2 separate regions of the Homo sapiens genome follow, and region 2 is linked to region 1. A link is an interaction called in ENCODE POLR2A ChIA-PET data of the cell type or tissue named here. Cell type or tissue: OCI-LY7. All regions are shown on one strand. Each heading gives the region's core, and the rest is flanking DNA. Links, peaks and the distances in the headings are about the cores only.

Region 1 (5,376 bases), core at 216-5,215:
GGGCTTCCCGACTAGTTGGGAAGCAAAGATCCGTGTGCTTAGAGGGCGCTAGATGGCACTTTAAAAATAACTCATAGGCCGGGTGCAGTGGCTCACGCCTGTAATCCTAGCACTTTGGGAGGCCAAAGCAGGAGGATCACTTGAGCCCAGGAGTTCAAGACCAGCCTGGGCAACATAGGGAGGCCCTCGTCTTTACAAAAAAAGTTTTTTTTTTTTTTTTTTTTTTTTTTTTATAATTAGCCGGGCATGGTGGTGGTCGCCTGTGGTCCCAGCTACTTGGGAGGCTGAAGTGGCAGGATCACTTGAGCCCAGTTCAAGATCAGTGTGGGCAAGATGGTGAGACCCTATCTCTTAAAAAAAAAAAGAAAAAGAAAAGAAAAGAAAGTAGGAAGGAAGGAAAGAAAGGAAAGAAAGGAGGAAGAAAGGAAGAAAAGAAAGAAAGAGAAGGAAAGAAAGAAAGAAAGAGAAAGGAAAGAAAGAAAGAAAGAGAGAGAGAAAGAAAGAAAGGAAGGCAAGCCAGGTGTCATGGCGCTCATCTCTAGTCCCAGCTACTCTGGAGGCTGAGGTGGGAGGATTCCTCGAGCCCAGGAGTTTGAGGCTGCAGTGAGTTGTGATGATGCCACTGCACTCCAGCCTGGGTGACAGAATGAGACCTCCTGTGTCTAAAAAACACATAAATACATAAAACTAACTTAAGCTATTTTCTATTGCCTGAGCAACATTAGCTCACTGTAGAAAACTTAAAAAATGCCCAGGCGCAGTGGCTCACACCTGTAATCCCAGCACTTTGGGAGGCCGAGGCGGGTGGATCACCTGAGGTCAGGAGTTCGAGACCAACCTGACCAACATGGCAAAACCCCATCTCTATTAAAAATACAAAAATTAGCCAGGTGTGGTGGCGCATGTCTGTAATCCCAGCTAGCTGGGAGGCTGAGGCAGGAGAATGGCTTGAACCTGGGAGGCAGAGGTTGCAGTGAGCCGAGATAGCGCCACTGCATTCCAGCCTGGGTGACAAAAGCAAAACTGTCTCAAAAAAAAAAAAAAAAAAAGAGAGAGAGAAGAAAACGTAAAAAATAAAGACAAGCATAAAAGAAAAAATTATTAAGCTCATCGGTGATCCCCCACCCCCAGGGCAACTGCTAGTATCATGGAAGTGTTTATTCCATTTTTCCTGTGCCCACTTTTTTAAAAGACAGAAATAGTTACATCATTAATGCTATAATATTTTAATTTACTAATATGACATGAACTCTTTCCATGTCAAAACATATGAATCTTTAGCTGGGCGTGGTGGTGTGCGCCTGTAGTCCCCGCTATTCAGAGGCTGAGGTGGGAGGATCTCTTGAGCCCCGGAGGTTGAGGCTGCAGCGAGTCGTGATTGTGCCATTGCACTCCAGCCTAGGCAACAGAACAAGACCTTTTCTCAAAAGAACTAAAAAAGAAAATAAAAGTTATGTGGATCTACATTATTAATTTTAAGGCCGTCATAATTATCTACTTTATTAATGGACTTGTCCGGCTGCACCAGAAATGATAATAATATGCATTCACTGGGTATCTAGCATGTGTGTCATTACACAGCCATATGAGGTGTGTACAAGTATCCCCGTTTTACCAATGAGAGAAGTGAGAGTCGGGGGTTAATGACCTCCAAGGCCACACAGCTACCGAGGCAGGATTCAAACCCAGGTCTGCTCTTAACCGTGATGTTCAGCCACCCGGCAGGTCCCTCCCACTGACCCCTATATTTGTTTCTGCAAAAAAATTCTGATGAGTCAGAGCCCCGTGTGTGCATTTTACCAGTTCCACTTGGAGGGAAACTTTATTTGCAGGGCATTACATTGGGGCAGGAAGGGTTGGGGGAGCAGACATCACCATCCCTCCAGCCTGCCCCCTGGACATCGCACTGCTTCCCTTAGCAGCTATGGAAACCACTCCGACCAGAGAGGGGAAGGGACTTGCCCAAGGCCACACTGTTCAGAGGCTGCACAGGACTGCAGTCCTGGCTTCCGATTTCCCACTGGGGTGTGGATGAAGCATGCGGGACACACGAGACATAGGGATTAGAGGCTCCAGGTCCAAAGGGCAGGGACGGTGCCAGTCTTGGTCACTCACTGCTCACTTGTCTGTCCCCAGCTCCAGCACAGGAGCTGACATGCAGGCCTGAATGGATAAAGACGATAAGGAAGGCAAGACTGGGAGGGATCTCTGTGGAAGACTTCCAGGAGGGGCCGGGGTTGGGCCAAAGGGGAGTGGGGCTTGGACCAGCAGAGAGGAGATGGTGGTACTGCGTGGGCAGGTGTGTGGAGGAGGGAGGAAACCTGGCCTGCTGAGGAGAGAAATGGGTCTGGGAGCAGGCCAGCCAGCCAGAGGGGATGAGTCTGGGCGTGGCCAGAGCAGACCAAGGAGGCTCCAGGCTCCGCCTCTGGGGCAGCCCCACTCCCCCACCAGCCCCCCGTCCCCCAGCCCCACCACAGAGCCCTGCCTGGGTAATTCCTGAACAGGAACAGAAGGAGGAAGCTGTACAAGTGACACTCAGCTGGTGAGTGGGAGGCAGGGTTTGGTTTCCTTTCCAGATGAGCCCTGGGTTTGTTCAGCCCTGGTGCGTGCCCCCACCCCTGCCCCTCCCCTGCTGTCTGTGGCCTTGGCTCAGGCACTGGTGAATCTCAGAGGCCAGGCAGGCCAGAAAGGAGCCATCCAGGCCAGGAAATGGGGAGGTCCTGTTGCGTGGGAATCCCCTGGGAGGGTGGCTTGACGTGTCCCCTTCTCTCTCGGACCAGACTGTGAGAACTGAAAGCTGGGACCGCAGCTTTCACATCCTTCCGGTGTGGCAAAGTCCTTTCCATCCTTCAGGACCCAATCTATTTTATTTTTTTACTTTGGAGATGGGATCTTGCTTTGCTGCCCAGGCTGCAGTGTAGTGGCACAATCATGGCTCACTGCAGCCTCAAACTCCTGGGCTCAAGTGATCCTCCTGCCTCAACCTCCTGAGTAGCTGGAGTACAGGCACACCTACCATGCCTGGCTAATTTTTAATCATTTTTGTAGATACGGGGCCTCGCTGTGTTGCCCAGGCTGGTCTCAAACTCCTGGGCTCAAGTGATCCTCCTGCCTCACCCTCCCAAAATGTTGGGATTACAGGCGTGAGCCATTGCACCCAGCAGAGACTCAATCTAAATGTCCCTCGTTTGGTAAACTCTCCGAGAATCCCCTATCAAGGCAAACTGACAAATGCTCCCCACCCCCGAACTCCTGTAGCACTCAGAACACACTTAAAAATAAAAAGAATCACTGTTTATTGGGTGTCCACAATGCACAGGGTCTCACATTTCACCTCCTTGTTGTACCTCTCAGCATCACTGACAGTTGGCACCATCCTTAGTTCCATTTTACTGAGCAGCTCAGTGGGGCACAGGGAGGTTGCAGGGTTGCAGGCAGTGGGGCTGGGTCTCCTGGATACCAAAGTGTGTCGCTCTCTGGCCCTCCTGCTCATAGTGTTTCAGGGTCTGTTTCCTCTTCTGGCTTGGAGCCTTCAAAGGGCAGAGTCTGTGTCCCTGGAGACCTGGCCTTGGGGAGGTGTTGACCCATGGACAAATCTTTGAACCTCCCCACCAGCCTTCACCATGATGAGGACCTAGGCTGGTGCCTTGTATACAGTAGGCTGTTACTGAATTCTTGTGACATTGAGAAAGCTTGATCTTAGTCCAGGCTCTGTCATAAACTTGCAGTTTGAGTTTGGGCAAGTCACTTCTATTCTCTGGTCCTAAGTTTCCCTGGGTTTAGAAGGAAATGTTTACAGACAAGTGTCTTAACTTCCTCCCTGTCCGAAAATTCAGTCCTTTGCTCTAGAACATGGCACATACCCCACACTCAATTTCCCTTATTATTATTGTTATATTAAGTTTTTTTTTTCTCAAGTGGGCTTGCTAGGGAATCCCTGATTATTAATATCCATGATAGTATAGTATGTTACAATTAACGAACCAATATTGATACATTATTATTAACTAAAGTCCATATTTGCTATGGAGTTCCTTAGTTTTTCCCTAATGCCTAATGTCCCCTTTTTTTTTTTTTTTTTTTTTTGAGACAGTGTCTCGATCTGTCACCTAGGCTGGAGTGCAGTGGCATGATCTCGGCTCACTGCAACCTCCACCTCCTGGGTTCCAGCTATTTTCCTGCCTTAGCCTCCTGGGTAGCTGGGATTACAGGCATGCACCGCCAAGCCTGGCTAATTTTTGTATTTTTAGCAGAGATGGGGTTTCACCGTATTGGCCAGGCTGTTCTCGAACTCCTGATTTCAGGTGTTCCACCTGCTTTGGCCTCCCAAAGTGCTGGGATTCCAGGCATGAGCCACTGCGCCTGGCACCTATGTCCTTTTTCTGTCCCAGGATCATGTCTCCTCTTGGCTTTGATAGTTTCTCGGACTTTTCTTTTTTTGATGACCCTGACAGTTTTGAGGAATACTAGTTAGGTGTTCTGTTTTTTGTTTTTCGTGTTTTTTTTTTTTGTTGTTGTTGTTTGTTTGTTTTTTGAGATGGAGTCTTGCTCTGTTGCCAGGCCAGAGTACAGTGGCGTAATCTCAGCTCATTGCAACCTCCACCTCCCGGGTTCAAGCAATTCTCCTGCCTCAGCCTCTCGAGTAGCTGGGACTACAGGCATGTGCCACCACGCCCAGCTAATTTTTGTATTTTTAGTAGAGACGGCGTTTCACCATATTGGCTAGGATGGTCTCGATCGCTTGACCTTGTGATCCGCCCGCCTTGGTCTCCCAAAGTGCTGGGATTACAGGCATGAGCCACCTTGCCTGGCCTTTTATTTTTTATTTTTTGGATAGTGTCTAAGTCTGTCACCCAGGCTTGAGTACCGTGACACAATCATAGCTCACTGCAGCCTCCACCTCCCAGGCTCAAGCGATTCTCCCACCTCAGCCTCCTGAGTAGCTGGGACTACAGGCATGTGCCCCCATGCCCAGCTAATTTTATTAAAAAATTTGTTTTTTGGTAGAGATAGGGTCACACCATGTCACCCAGGTTGGTCTTGAACTCCTGGCCTCAAGTGATCCTCCTGCCTTGGCCTCCCAAAGTGCTGGGATTATAGATGTGAGCCACAGTGCCTGGCCTAGTCTGGTGTTCTGTAGAATGCCCCACTATTAGAATCTGTCTGAGGCTTTTCTCATGGCTAGACTGGGGTTCCGGGTTCTGAGGAGAAAGACCACAGAGGTAAAATGCCATTCTAATCACATCATATCAAGGGCAAATGTTATCAGCAGGCCCGATCACTGCTGATGTTGTCCTGATCACCTGGCTGAGATAGCGTTTGTAAGGTTCCTGCACTGCAAAGGCACCGCCCCCACCCCTCTTTCCACCCTGAACT
Region 2 (5,376 bases), core at 51-5,050, 170 kb before region 1:
GACAGATCACCTGAGGTCAGGAGTTCCAGACCAGCATGGCCAACATGGTGAAACCCTGTCTCTACTAAAAATACAAAAAAGTAGCCAGGCGTGGTGGCGCGTGCCTGTGCCTGTAGTCCCAGCTACTTGGGAGGCTGAGGCACGAGAATCACTTGAACCTGGGAAGCGGAGGTTGCAGTGAGCTGAGATGGTGCCGCTGCACTCCAGCCTGGGTGACAGAGTGAGATCCCATCTCAAAAAAAAAAAAGCTTCCTAAAGGTGACCTCTCTGATTCTGTTACTTCTAGTTCTTTCAATGTCATTAAAAATTCATTATTTTGCTTTTAAAATTTCCTATTAAAATCCAAGTTCTGATTGGAAGAATAAAATCTCTCAGTACTAACATTCTCTTTTTCTTTTTTATTTTATTATTACTATTATTATTATTATTTTTTTGACATGGAGTCTCGCTCTGTCACCCAGGCTGGAGTGCAGTGGCACGATCTCAGCTCACTGCAACCTCAACCTCCTGGGCTCAAGCAATCCTCCCGCCTCAGCCTCCCAACTAGCTGGGACCACAGGCACGCACCACCACGTCCAGCTAATTATTTGTATTATGTTGCCCAGGCTGGTCTCAAACTCCTGAGCTCAAGTGATCCACCTGCCTTGGCTTCCCAAAGTGCTGGGATGACGGGATGACAGGTGAGAACCACCATGCCTGGCCTCTCTTTTTCTTTTTCTTTTTTTTTTTTTTTTTTTGAGATGGAGTCTCGCTCTGTCACCCAGGCTGGACTGCAGTGGTACACCTGGGTTCAAGTGATTCTCCTGCCACAGCCTCCCAAGTAGCTGGGACTACAGGCATGCACCACCACACCAAGCTAATTTTTGTATTTTTAGTAGAGATGGGGTTTTATCATCTTGGCCAGGCTGGTCTCGAACTCCTGACCTCAGATGATCTGCCTGCCTTGGCCTCCCAAAATGCTGGGATTACAGGCGTGAGCCACTGCACCCGGCCTCTTTTCTAATTATACATACATACATATATATATAAAATTCCTATTTATCATAGAACCTTTTTTTTTTTTTTAAGACAGGGTCTTGCTCTGTCATCCAGGCTGGAGTGCAGTGGCGTGATCACCACTCACTGCAGTCTACATCTCCTGGGCTCATGGGATCCTTGTACTTCAGCCTCCTGAGTAGTTGGGACTATAGGTGTGCTTGAACCTGGGAGACGGAGGTTGCAATGAGCCAAAATCGCGCCACTGAACTATAGCTTGGGTGACAGAGCAAGACTCTGTCTCAAAAAAGAAAAAAAAAATCTCTATATATCTTAAGACTTGGAGAATGCGTTTGCTCCTGAAGCAGGGTCCAGTGTCCTTTCTTTTTTTTCTTTTGAGACAGAGTCTCACCCTGTTGCCCAGGCTGGAGTGCAATGGCATGATCTTGGCTCACTGCAACCTCCGCCTCCCAGGTTCAAGCTATTCTCCTGTCTCAGCCTCCCAAGTAGCTGGGATTACAGGCACCTGCCACCATGCCCGGCTAATTTTTTGTATCTTTAGTAGAGATGGGGGTTTCACCATGTTAGCCAGGCTGGTGTTGAACTCCTGACCTCGTGATCTGCCCACCTTGGCCTACCAAAGTGCTGGGATTACAGGTGTGAGCCACTGCGCCTGGCTGGTCCAGTGTCCTTTCTAAGTGTATCTACAAACCACATGAATAAATTGCTATCACAGCACTTGCGATACTCTGACATAATGACCTTCTTATTAATCTATTTCCCTGACTGACTGTGGAATCAGCTCAAGGCAGGTAATGGGCTTTTTTGTTTCAATTCATGGCAGCAATCCAAGCCCTTCATTAACTACAAAGAAATCGAAAGAAAACCATGCTGATATGAAGTATAAGGATTAGCTGAAGTCAAAAGTGAAGGCCAACATGTTGGCTTTAAATGTTTTATTTTTATTTTTCATTGGTATTCTACATAAAGAAAATGTACAGTTTGGTGGATTTTCACAAACCAAAAAACACCCTGTAGCCAGCAACAGATTATTACTAGCATTCCTGAAGTTTCCCTCATCCTCCTTCCAGTGGAGGCTCTGTGTGGTTTTGTGTGTATGTGTATGTGTGTGTTTTGTGTGTGTTTTGGTAAATTGACAAATTATGGTTGTATATATTTATGCGGTACAAAGTGACAACATGATTTTTAAAAATGTATCATACAGTAAAACTGATTTCGGCAGGAAGCATGTGGTTCCATGTGTTATAACACACACATACACATGTGTAACCATCACCACAATCAGGATACGAACAGTTCCACCATCCCCTAAATTTCTCTCCTGCTATCCCTTTTTAGTCACATCCTCTCCCCACCCTAATGCCTAGGAATCACTAATCTGTTCTGCATCACCATGTTTTGTCTTTTCAAGAATGTCACACAACTGGAATCATACAGTCTGTAACCTTTTCTGATTGGTTTCTTTCACTCAACACAATGCCTCTGCGATTCATCTTTGCTGTTGTATCGATAGTTCCCTCCTTTAATTGCTGAATAGTATTATATTTTTTGAGACAGGGTCTCGGTCTGTTTGTGGCCCAGTTTGTTTATCTGTGAATAGTCTTTAATCTTACTACTCCAACTTCTTCCCTGCGTCTAGCATAGTGCCTTATAAATGGTAGCTGTTCATTCATTACTTGTTGATTGGGTGAATGGGATTTAAAAGCCATAGAGGACCAGGCACAGCGGCTCATGCCTGTAATCCCAGCACTTTGGGAGGCCAAGGCATGTGGATTGCTTGAGGTCAAGAGTTCAAGACCTGCTTGGTCAACATGGTGAAACCCATGTCTACTAAAAATACAAAAATTAGCTGGGCAATGGTGGCACGTGCCTGTAATCCCAGCTACTCAGGAGGCTGAGGCAGGAGAATCACTTGAACCCGGGAGGCAGAGGTTGCAGTGAGCTGAGATTGTGCCACTGCACTCCAGCCTGGGCGACAGAGTGAGACACTGTCTCAGAAAAAAAAAAAAAAAAAGTCTAAAAAAATATAAACCAAAATGTCAGCAGTAGTTATTTGAGACTGGAATTAGGGAAGATTAGCTTTTAATTTTTATTATGGTTTTCTTTGTTTTTACATTAATTTCATAATTATATATGTAAGTATAATTTATAAATATATGTAAATATATGTATTATAAATATAAAACAAACATGTTTTATAACCTATAATATAAAATTATTTGTATAATCAAGAAATAATATGTTTAAAATATTTGTTAAAATGGAGGAATAAGTTGGATAACTCATAAAAATTGCTTGTGCATACCTTTAGCTCACCATTGAAAACCTTCTGGATGGACTGGATCAGTTTCTCAACAATGGCCTCACTGAGCGGGTCCTGTTGGGTCAGGTGTCTGGGGCTATGTGACAGGGGCTCACAATGGAGTCCAGGGATGTCAGGGATGTCCAAGTCTAACATTGAAAGAAAGACACTGGATGATGCCTCCGTACTGTGTAAAGTGATAAGGTTTAGTATGGAGTACCTCTGGCTCACCTTTACTACTTGCTCTATGACCTTAACCAAGTCCCATCCTGTCTCCTAGACTCAGTTTTCTCAAAAATAAATTCAATGTTCTCTAAGGGCCTCCTAAGCTACAAAAAACCTTTGGGACTGAGCTGTAGCAGAATGGTTAAGACTATGGACTTTAAATCTCAATTTGAGACTAGTTTGAATCTTGGCTCTACCACTTACTATTTGTATGACCTTTATCAAGCTAGTTTGCCTCCTGAAACCTAAGTTTCCTTTTCTGTAAAACAGGGTTATTATAAGAATTAAATGAGGTAATACATGCAAAGAACTGATCCCAGAAGTATTTCCCCCTTAACACATCTTTCATCTGAAGATTTTTACCATTCTTTTTTTTTTTTTTTTGAGACAAGAGTCTCACTCTGTCGCTCAGGCTGGAGTACAGTGGCGCGATCTTGGCTCACTACAACCTCTGCCTCCTGGGTTCAAGCGATTCTTGTGCCTCAGATTCCCAAGTAGCTGGAATTACAGGCACACGCCACCACCCCCAGGTAATTTTCGTATTTTTAGTAGAGATGGGATTTCGCTATGTTGGCCAAGCAAGGTCTCGAACTCCTGACCTCAGGTGATCCACCCGCCTCAGCCTCCCAAAATGCTGGGATTACAGATGTGAGCCACCGTGCCCGGCCACCACTCTACTTTTGCATTCTTTTTGATTTCTTGAATGCCTCTTCAGTAAACTCTACCCACTTCCTGCCATATTCCTATCATCCACTAATTGCAATAATTGAAGCCATGTTCTCATTCTGATCTGTGCACAGGCTGTTCCTTCTGCCTGCATTTTTCTCCTTCTTCTCCCCCACCTTCCCTTACCTATCTTTGCCTTGCTAACTCCTACTCATCCTTCAAGTCTCAGCTCCAGGATGCCTTTCGTGTATGCCCTTTTTGCCTATTTTGGCTAAGTATCCCCAAGTCACTAATAAACCGCTCTGTATCCACTCTGGCTCTCCCACCCCCATCACACTGATTGCACTGAGTTCCATTTGCCTGTTCATCCGTAGGTATACTGTGTCTGTTCTGTTCGATGCTATATCTCCAGCTGCTAGATTAAGCTTAGAGCACAGGAGGGCTTCATTAAGTATTTGCTGAATGAATGTATGAATGAATGAAGGTAGCTTCAAACACACCAGGATCTTTCCTGTGTCATGCACATGCTGTCCCCATCTATCTGTAGTACTCCCTATACTCACATGAGTTACTCTCACATCTTTCAAGCCTCCTTTAGATTTAAATAGCACTCATGGTCTCATACAGGTGTTCTCTGACAACCAGAGTTTCAAGTAGGTTCCTATTGCCCTTATTTTTGTCTCAGCCTGTTCTTCCATACTGCTTACTACAAGTTGTAGTTACTTCAGTGACTGTTTACTCTTTTTGGTCTCTTTTCTGCACAATAATGTAAGTTCTATGAGGGCAGTGACCATGTTGGTCATGTCTACTGTTGTATTCCCAGCTCCTGGTACTCAATACATGTTTTGTAGAATGAAAGTTATTCTGAAGCCCAATCCAGATCTTACCTTCTGCATAAAGTCCTCCCACTCCAAGGTATCCCACACTGCCCTTTCCCTCCTCAGAATCCCTCAAGCACTCACACTCTTCTGCAGAACTGTCTCAGGACCAACCTTAGTTTCCTGGACATCACGAACCATGTATCTCATTTTGCCAACTGTATTTCAAGGTCTCAAAGTCAGGGACCAAATTCATCATCAAAGTCTAGTCAAGGGCTGGTCACCCAGCAAGTACTCAATCAATACCTCTTGGCCTGAGTTGAAAATACATTCTCTTTTCCCCTCCCCTCCCCTTTCTAGTCCTTTCTC

The links. ChIA-PET counts read pairs that join two places held together with the same protein. Peaks named below come from ENCODE experiments on the same cell type or tissue, not always from the same donor. Only the 100,000 strongest peaks of a DNase experiment are listed, where the experiment ranks them.
Region 2: POLR2A ChIA-PET joins it to region 1 with 5 read pairs; 4 of 35 experiments call an interaction of 5 or more read pairs at or near these places.

Annotation. Positions count from the first base shown.
Region 1 is chr20:37,334,161-37,339,536 of GRCh38, forward strand. It overlaps LOC105372606 (a long non-coding RNA gene), which reads right to left. Exons shown (of 2, transcript XR_936699.2): 2 at 3,280-3,773. Among named protein-coding and RNA genes, the nearest start is that of SRC, 9.3 kb to the right of the region's middle. RefSeq lists an enhancer at 2,160-2,659. In OCI-LY7, for the core only: no CTCF peak of the experiment used is centred there; a DNase peak (open chromatin) is centred at 2,581.
Region 2 is chr20:37,168,611-37,173,986 of GRCh38, forward strand. It overlaps MROH8 (maestro heat like repeat family member 8), which reads right to left. Exons shown (of 25, transcript NM_152503.8): 4 at 3,302-3,447. Among named protein-coding and RNA genes, the nearest start is that of RPN2, 8.0 kb to the right of the region's middle. In OCI-LY7, for the core only: no CTCF peak of the experiment used is centred there; no DNase peak of the experiment used is centred there.